2 separate regions of the Homo sapiens genome follow, and region 2 is linked to region 1. The links are chromatin contacts, found by Hi-C in ENCODE. All regions are on one chromosome and are shown on one strand. The core of a region is the stretch at or near the end of the contact, and the rest is flanking DNA. Distances in the headings are between cores, read along the strand shown. Region 1 holds the start of RBM15-AS1 (RBM15 antisense RNA 1). Region 2 holds the start of RSBN1 (round spermatid basic protein 1).

The links. Hi-C counts contacts between places; a loop is a spot of excess contacts on that map. Pooled maps may share reads with other maps.
Region 2: a map of CD8-positive, alpha-beta T cell shows a loop between it and region 1 (21-fold over the local background). The contact joins the promoter of RSBN1 here to the promoter of RBM15-AS1 in region 1. A Hi-C loop is called at or near these places in 2 of 168 maps with a recorded cell type or tissue (CD4-positive, alpha-beta memory T cell and CD8-positive, alpha-beta T cell), 1 of 37 single-sample maps with no recorded cell type and 9 of 50 pooled maps.

What each region holds. Positions count from the first base shown.
Region 1 is chr1:110,337,491-110,340,944 of GRCh38, reverse strand. It overlaps RBM15-AS1 (RBM15 antisense RNA 1), which reads left to right and starts at 1,774. Exons shown (of 4, transcript NR_036595.1): 1 at 1,774-1,948. It overlaps RBM15 (RNA binding motif protein 15), which reads right to left and starts at 1,568. Exons shown (of 3, transcript NM_022768.5): 1 at 1-1,568. The coding sequence starts at 1,539. It overlaps LOC124904276, which reads right to left. Exons shown (of 1, transcript XM_047437983.1): 1 at 1,942-3,454. The coding sequence starts at 2,510. The coding sequence ends at 2,004. RefSeq lists enhancers at 580-1,029, 401-1,139, 1,110-1,229, 1,260-1,559, 2,700-2,889 and a silencer at 2,330-2,599.
Region 2 is chr1:113,810,910-113,814,628 of GRCh38, reverse strand. RSBN1 (round spermatid basic protein 1) reads left to right here and starts at 2,153. Exons shown (of 7, transcript NM_018364.5): 1 at 2,153-2,919. The coding sequence starts at 2,217. It overlaps AP4B1-AS1 (AP4B1 antisense RNA 1), which reads right to left and starts at 2,017. Exons shown (of 5, transcript NR_125965.1): 1 at 1,804-2,017; 2 at 138-242. PTPN22 (protein tyrosine phosphatase non-receptor type 22) reads left to right here. Exons shown (of 21, transcript NM_015967.8): 21 at 1-818. RefSeq lists enhancers at 1,753-2,282, 2,019-2,408, 2,283-2,812, 2,789-2,878, 3,029-3,088 and 1 more.

The DNA of each region.
Region 1 (3,454 bases), core at 525-3,024:
GAAGCCCCGCATATGGGTCCAGGCAGCATGCGCTGCATCCAGGCTTTCATACTGGATATATGCCCAACTATCACCTTTTCGGTAGTCTATGGTGCGTATGGTGCCAAATCGATCAAATTCTCGTGCCAGGGCAGCAAGAGGAACCCAAGGTCCCAGGCCTCCCACCCAGAGGCGGGTGGTGGGTGTAGCTTTACCATAACCAATTTTGATAGGATTCCGAATTATAATTTTGCCAGACATTGCTAATTTGGCCCGGTGAGACATATCTAAGTTCTCAAATTTGAGAAAGCCGTAAGTACTAGTCTGGCCGCGAGAAGGCCTCTTGATATCTACTTCTGTGATGACTCCAAAGCGATCAAACGCCCTTCTTAAATCACTCTCCGTTACAGTGATGTCTAGGTTGCCCAAGAAGAGCGTCCGGTTAGCTCGCTGATCATCCTCGGGTGAAATCTCATCCACTTCTCTGAAAGGAGCAGCACCTGCTCCAGCTCCCACCCTTGGCTCAAGACTGTATGCAGGGCGCACTCTCTCATAGAACGGGTAGTCTCTTTCTCTCTCCAGGTCTCGAGGCAATGGTGGCGGAGGTGGAGGGGGCAGGCGGCCAAGAGCCAACTGCTGCAGCCGGTAGTCTCTGTATCCCAAAGCAGCGCCACCAGGGGAAAGTGATCTCTGGCCTCCACCACCTCCAGGGGGGTGCCGGTGACCACCTACAGAGGCCCCGACCACACTGGCTGATGGAGGATAAGTATCTTTGTCTAAAGGGGAGCGGCTGCGGCGCCGGCTCACATACACAGCTTCTATCTTCAGAGGCCGGTCATAGAGCACCAGGCGGCCTCTGGCATGCTTGGCCGCCCGCGCGTCCTCTGGCCGCCGGAAGTTCACAAAGGCTACCCGCTCATCCCCGCTGCCAGAACCCGACAGATGACTGATTTTCACACTTACATCACCGAAGCGTTTGAACTCATGAAACAGGCCGTCCTCCACCGCTTCGTCACTAAGCTGGGACCCCAACTCGCTTATCTTCAGAGTCTTGTATTCCGCGCCGTCCCCGCCGCCGGGAGCTGAGGAGGCGGCCCCAGAGGAACGTGACTCCCCGCCTCCACCCCGGGAGCTGCTGCGCGATTCGCCCCCGCCCGAAGAATTTTTGGTGCTCGGGGAGCTATAACTATGCAAGCGGCTACTGGAGCTGCCCCCACCGGTATCATACTCGCGGCTGCCACCTCGACTGCTGGACTTGTCCAGGTGGAGACTCCGCCGCGACCCACCGCCGCTATCGGTCTTTCCGCTGCTGCTCCCATTGCTGCCACCAGAGCCCCCTAACTTCTTGCTCCGCTCACCGCGGGAAGTCGAGTCCTCACCACCACGGGAGCGTTTGGCCTTCACTGGCGAGCGCTCTTTTCCCTTCATTGTTGCGGGTCGTCGGAGGTCGTCTCCGCGGAGCTGAGTAACCCGCCGCCCCGCGCTCGTTTCACACAGCGGAACCGCACGCCGCCATCTTGGACTCCGCCGCGGCACAGGGTCCCGCCCCGCAGTCCTCATTGGCCAATTGCTCTCTCTTCTACAGTCTCATTGGGAAAATTATTTGTCTATCTTTACATCTCCCCGCGCTCCAGGAAGGCGCCCGCCCAACCACTGTTATTGGGTTCCCAACCCCCTAGTCGGAGTACCTCATTGGTTACATTTGTTGTCTATCTTAACGGTTCCTCGCGCCAGACTGTAGCTCCGCCCCTCGCACTCTGCGGTCACGTGACCCAAAGTGTTGAGGTGTTGATTGGACAAAAAGTCTGCCCTGTAACGGTACTTCTTGCTCAGTGACAGCAGCAACCCACCTCCTTATCCCTTTCATTGGCTTATAAACCCGTCCTTTAAACCACTATTTGGGAGGTCGGGCCATCAGTTTCGGCGTTTTTTCCAGAGAGGCAGGCTCACAGCGATATCGCGAGAGACGGTAAGCTCCCTCTTTCGACCCCCTTTTTCCAACTCCTCCGGCGGCTAAAAGAAGTTTAAATCTGATTGGATGTCGGCAAGGAAGTTGATAGGCTGAAATAACTGTCCATCACTCGCTTAAAGGGGTAGGCCTGTATAACGGAGGAGGCTGACTGAAGGTGAAAGACTAGAACACGTGCTTGCTGTGCGACGTCACTTAGATGTCGCGAGAGGGTGACTGTGCGCCAGCCCCGCCTCCCCGCGTTTTCGGCGTTCTCCCCACAAACATTTGTTAAGTTCCGTGGGGTGTTTGGCTGTGCTTCGGCCCTTGGAGTTCGAAACTTCTGAGCTCCCCGCCGTCGTACCTGTGCCGGCCAAGGGGCGGGGCAGGCTTTCCGGCTGTCGGGGCCCTCCAGTCCCTCAGGAAGCCGTCCTGGGACGCCTAGCGGACACCATTTTACGTCGCTGTGGTAGCTGAGTGAACAGCCGGGGGGAGCCCCGCCCCCCGCGCGCGGGAGAGCGCCGCCCGCGGTCACCTGGGCCCGCGGGGCAGAGAGTTCACGGTTCCTGCAGCCTCGGGTCATGCTGACGCCCCCGGGCGGTGCTAACACGTAACACGCGGGACCTCGAGAGCTAAGAAGCAGGGCGACTAAGACGCAGCCCTCGCCCAGGAGCCCGTCTCTCCCGCGAGCTACCCGTTCCCGCCCAAGTACTCCGGGTAACCGAGGGGAGTGACCGTCGCTCCCCGCCTCGTGGCCCGCGGGCGGAGCCGGAACTGTCGGGACACCGCGGACGTGTCTTTGGGCGGCATGTTTTATGTTGCGAATCTGTGTGGATTTTTAAATTCTGTATTCCCCTAAAATAGCAGTGTTTTTAATATGTAATGCTTCTACCCTGAAAATCACCAAGCGAAATTTAGGCTCCATGCAGATATGTCACTTGTTTTTCCCCCTGTGGCTTCTTGTATCCCTTGGCACTCTTATTGTGTGTTAAAAGCCAGCAGCACAGGCACCTTGCGGCCGCTCCAGATCCACCTCGTTTGGCTCCTTCAGTCGTTCGCCGTACAACTTTCCTTTCCATAGTGCGTTACTGTGGCGGACAGAGCACCTGTGAGAGGTGCAGGCGATGCCGAGCTTAGGGGGGTATGGCCTGTGCCCCAGCACTCGCCGGTTGCTGGAGGGACGCAGCGCTGAGGTCACCACAGCCTTTAGACTGTCTGCAGCCCTCCCAGGTTCGCGCCGGGGCGGAGGTTATGAGGATTCTTGTATTGATCCGGTCCTCAACCCTATTTCCCAAGATCCAATCTATAGTAGAGGGTGTGAGGTGTTTTTAAACGTGACATTTTTCAAGGTAACAATAATATCCCAAAAGCTGAAACCTAAACTTAAAAACTGTGTTAAGATTAGGGACTGTAACCTAAATTTAGCCTTGGCTGAGCCATCCTTCTTTTTGTAAATAATCGTGAGGAATGTGAAGCTGGAGGCCTTCTATCTCTTGATTAGATCAAAGAAACTCGAAGGAAGAAGCT
Region 2 (3,719 bases), core at 904-3,403, 3.5 Mb before region 1:
TTTCATTTTTGCCAGTTATTTTTATTTTCTTTTACTTTTCTACATAAACATAAACTTCAAAAGGTTTGTAAGATTTGGATCTCAACTAATTTCTACATTGCCAGAATATACTATAAAAAGTTAAAAAAAAAACTTACTTTGTGGGTTGCAATACAAACTGCTCTTGACAATGACTATTCCCTGACAGTTATTTTTGCCTAAATGGAGTATACCTTGTAAATCTTCCCAAATGTTGTGGAAAACTGGAATATTAAGAAAATGAGAAATTATATTTATTAGAATAAAATGTGCAAATAATGACAATTATTTGAATGTAACAAGGAATTCAACTGAAATCCTGATAAGTTTTAACCAAAGTCATTAAATTACCAATTCTAGAAAAGTAATCAATGAAATATAATAGCTATCTTTTGGTAGCAAAAGATATAAATTGTATATGTTTATACAGGATCTTTCAGATCATGTGCAATTTTTATCTAACCAATCAGAAATACTAGTTTAAAATGAATTTCTATATGAATATGGATCTGCCATAAGAAAATCTAGTTCAACTCTAATTTTATGTAGTAAATAAATTGGCAGGTAATTGTTTTTACAAAGAATCCACCTGACTTCCCCTAATGCATTAAAAATATTTTTATTTAAATAACTTTATTTATAACTTTTAGAAACATGTAGTATTGTTTAAACATCATTTGTTCTTCAGTATTTTTCATTTGGAAGTCCAATAGGGCAAATTGAATGAAGTATTATTATCTGTCTCTTGTAGTACAATGTATCCAACAGACACTCAATAAACTTTTTGGTTGTTAAACTGACTTCATTGCAGTAGTGTTTAGGTAATACTTCTCCAGAAACTAGTGAAATCAAACCACAGTAATTTTATCTGCTGAGTATATATCATTGTAATCAATTACTTCCAAATGTCTTTATCAATAAACAAATATACTAAAAGAATTCTAGGTAACCATGAGTTACTTAGGGCACCATGAGTGCATCTGTAGACCCAGCTACTCATTCCTTGAGCCCAGGAGTTGGAGGCCAGCCTGGTCAACAGAGCGAGACCTTGTCTCTTTTTTTTAAGAGTCAGGGTCTAGATCTGTCACCCAGGCCAGAGTGCAGTGGTGCGACCACTCCTCCCACCTTAGCCTCACGAGTACCTGGGACTACAGGCGCGTGTCACGACACCCAGATAATTTAAAAAATACTTTTGTAGGGACAGAGGCTCACTATGTTACCAACGCTGATCTGGAACTCCTGGCCTCATGCAATCCTCCCGCCTCGGCCTCCCAAAGCTCTGGGATTACCGGCCTGAGACACCGAGCCCCGCCCCGCCCGTCTCTAAATAAATACTTAAAAGAACCCCAGGTAAAAGCTAAAGCGAGGATGAAATTCTAAATGAATTTCTGAGCAACAACTATCCGTAGTGAGCAGTGATGATTTTTGGTGTGTTCTCCGGTAGGCACACTTTTCAAATTTATGCAATCTTATCCTTAAGATTTGAAAAAAAAAAACTTATAAAAAATCTTAAACGTGGTTTTCCATCTACAATTTTTCGCAACTGTAGGGATATATTCAAAATAAATGCTGGACATTTCCAGGCATTAGAGGGGATGTGGCCGGATGGCGAGGAGGGGCCGTCCTCACCAGGACTCCAAGCAGTTCTCGCACCTGACTTCGTAGGCCTGTAGTTGTAACCATAGCAATGCCCCAGATGCTTGAAAACATTTCTGAATTGCGGCCCTATCATATTTTTACAGCAAAACCACCCTTATTTTACATATTACTAAATCCTCTTTTCACCTTCATTTCATCCCTCGTCAAAGTTAAAAGGATGAAGATTCTTTTATCTCACAAAGGTTATGAGAGAAATATTAAATTTAAAATCACTGTGGAGACCACCTCCTCCGTGTAAAATGAGGAAGGGTCACAGGAAGATGATAATGGGAACGCGCCGCCAGACTCTGAAAGCCATTAACATTGTTTCGGCCGTTAGGGCGGTTGGCGGCAACTCACCGCCCAGCGGCGGTTGCGTCGCAGCCAGAAGCGTGACTTCGCGCACGCTCCCTTTCCACTCCTCCACTCAGAGCCGGGGACGCGGCGGGGGCGCGGCGGAACTACAGCTCCCATGACGCTTTGCGCGGCATAGGGTGCTTTACAATAGAAGCTCGGTTGGAGAGGCCTGCGGAGAAAAGCTGGGAACGGCCGCTTCCGGCATGTTCATCTCTGGACGAAGAACGGCCGACAAGTGGAGGGCGGAGGAGAGACTCCAATGCCCAGCGGGCAGTGCGCGGGCGGCGCTTGCGCGATGCGCGGACGGGGGGGCGGTCGGGCCATTTAAATGTGTGTTTGTGGGTGAAATGGCTGCGCAGGTCGGAGCGGTGCGCGTAGTACGGGCGGTGGCGGCGCAGGAGGAGCCGGACAAAGAGGGGAAGGAGAAACCTCATGCTGGGGTCTCCCCGCGGGGAGTTAAACGGCAGCGCCGATCTAGCAGTGGGGGGTCTCAGGAGAAGCGGGGGCGGCCGAGCCAGGAGCCCCCTCTCGCTCCCCCTCACCGGCGGCGTCGCAGCCGCCAACATCCTGGGCCGCTGCCGCCAACGAATGCAGCCCCAACTGTCCCAGGCCCTGTTGAGCCTCTTCTCCTGCCGCCTCCGCCGCCACCTTCGCTGGCACCCGCCGGGCCCGCTGTCGCTGCCCCTCTCCCGGCCCCAAGCACCTCGGCCCTCTTCACCTTCTCGCCTCTGACGGTGAGCGCGGCCGGGCCCAAGCATAAGGGCCACAAGGAGCGGCACAAGCACCATCACCACCGCGGCCCCGATGGTGATCCCAGCTCCTGCGGAACCGATCTCAAGCACAAGGACAAGCAGGAAAACGGCGAGAGGACTGGAGGGGTGCCTCTGATCAAAGCCCCCAAGAGAGGTGAGAGCAGGCAAACTGCCCGGCTTGGGTTCTAGGTCTCTCTCAGTTCCGATATCCCGCATCTTTAGGACTGAAAGACGCCAAACCCCTGCTTACCTTCTGCTGCTGTACTTCTCTAAGCTCACTGGGGTGGACCCTGGATTTCAGATCGTTGACACGGTTTGATCTAACTACTTGAGGCTTCTCGCTCCGAGGCCGAGCTGTCAGTTGCTAATCCCTTTACCGGTCCCCCGGAGCCTCTCAGCATTTGTTTTCAAATTCTGCAAGGTTTCCGCGCCGCGTTAGATTAGTAGGTGGGGTACTAAAAAATGCCTTTCCAAAGAAAAGGCATGTTCCTAAAATCCCTTCTCCTTGTTTTGCTTGCTGGAGAGCTTTAGTTATCTGCTCTCCCTTGCTCCAGAATAGTCAGGGGTATGGTTCCAGTCTTTCAGGAGGGAATTCATATAAAGGTTACACGACTCACTGGTTGACTTAGCTTCTGCAAGGTAAAATATCAGACGCAGTTTATCTTGGTTCTTTTTAATCTAGAGGTAAAAATCATTTTAAAGTTTTCATATTAGCTATTTAAATTCTTAGAATAGGCATGTGGAAGGTTTTCTCTACCCTTTGATACTAGGAAATAGGACCAACAGTGCCTCTGAAAAGTGGGAATTTGTGCAGTAGATAGTAGAGGCCGGAATTTCAGTTGCATTTGATTCTGTCTAGCACACTTTGTGGATCTGTTAATTCCAATAGCCCTCAAGAATATTTTACTAGAAAATGTCAGAGTATCCAATTAAATGTGGATTCTAGAAAAATTA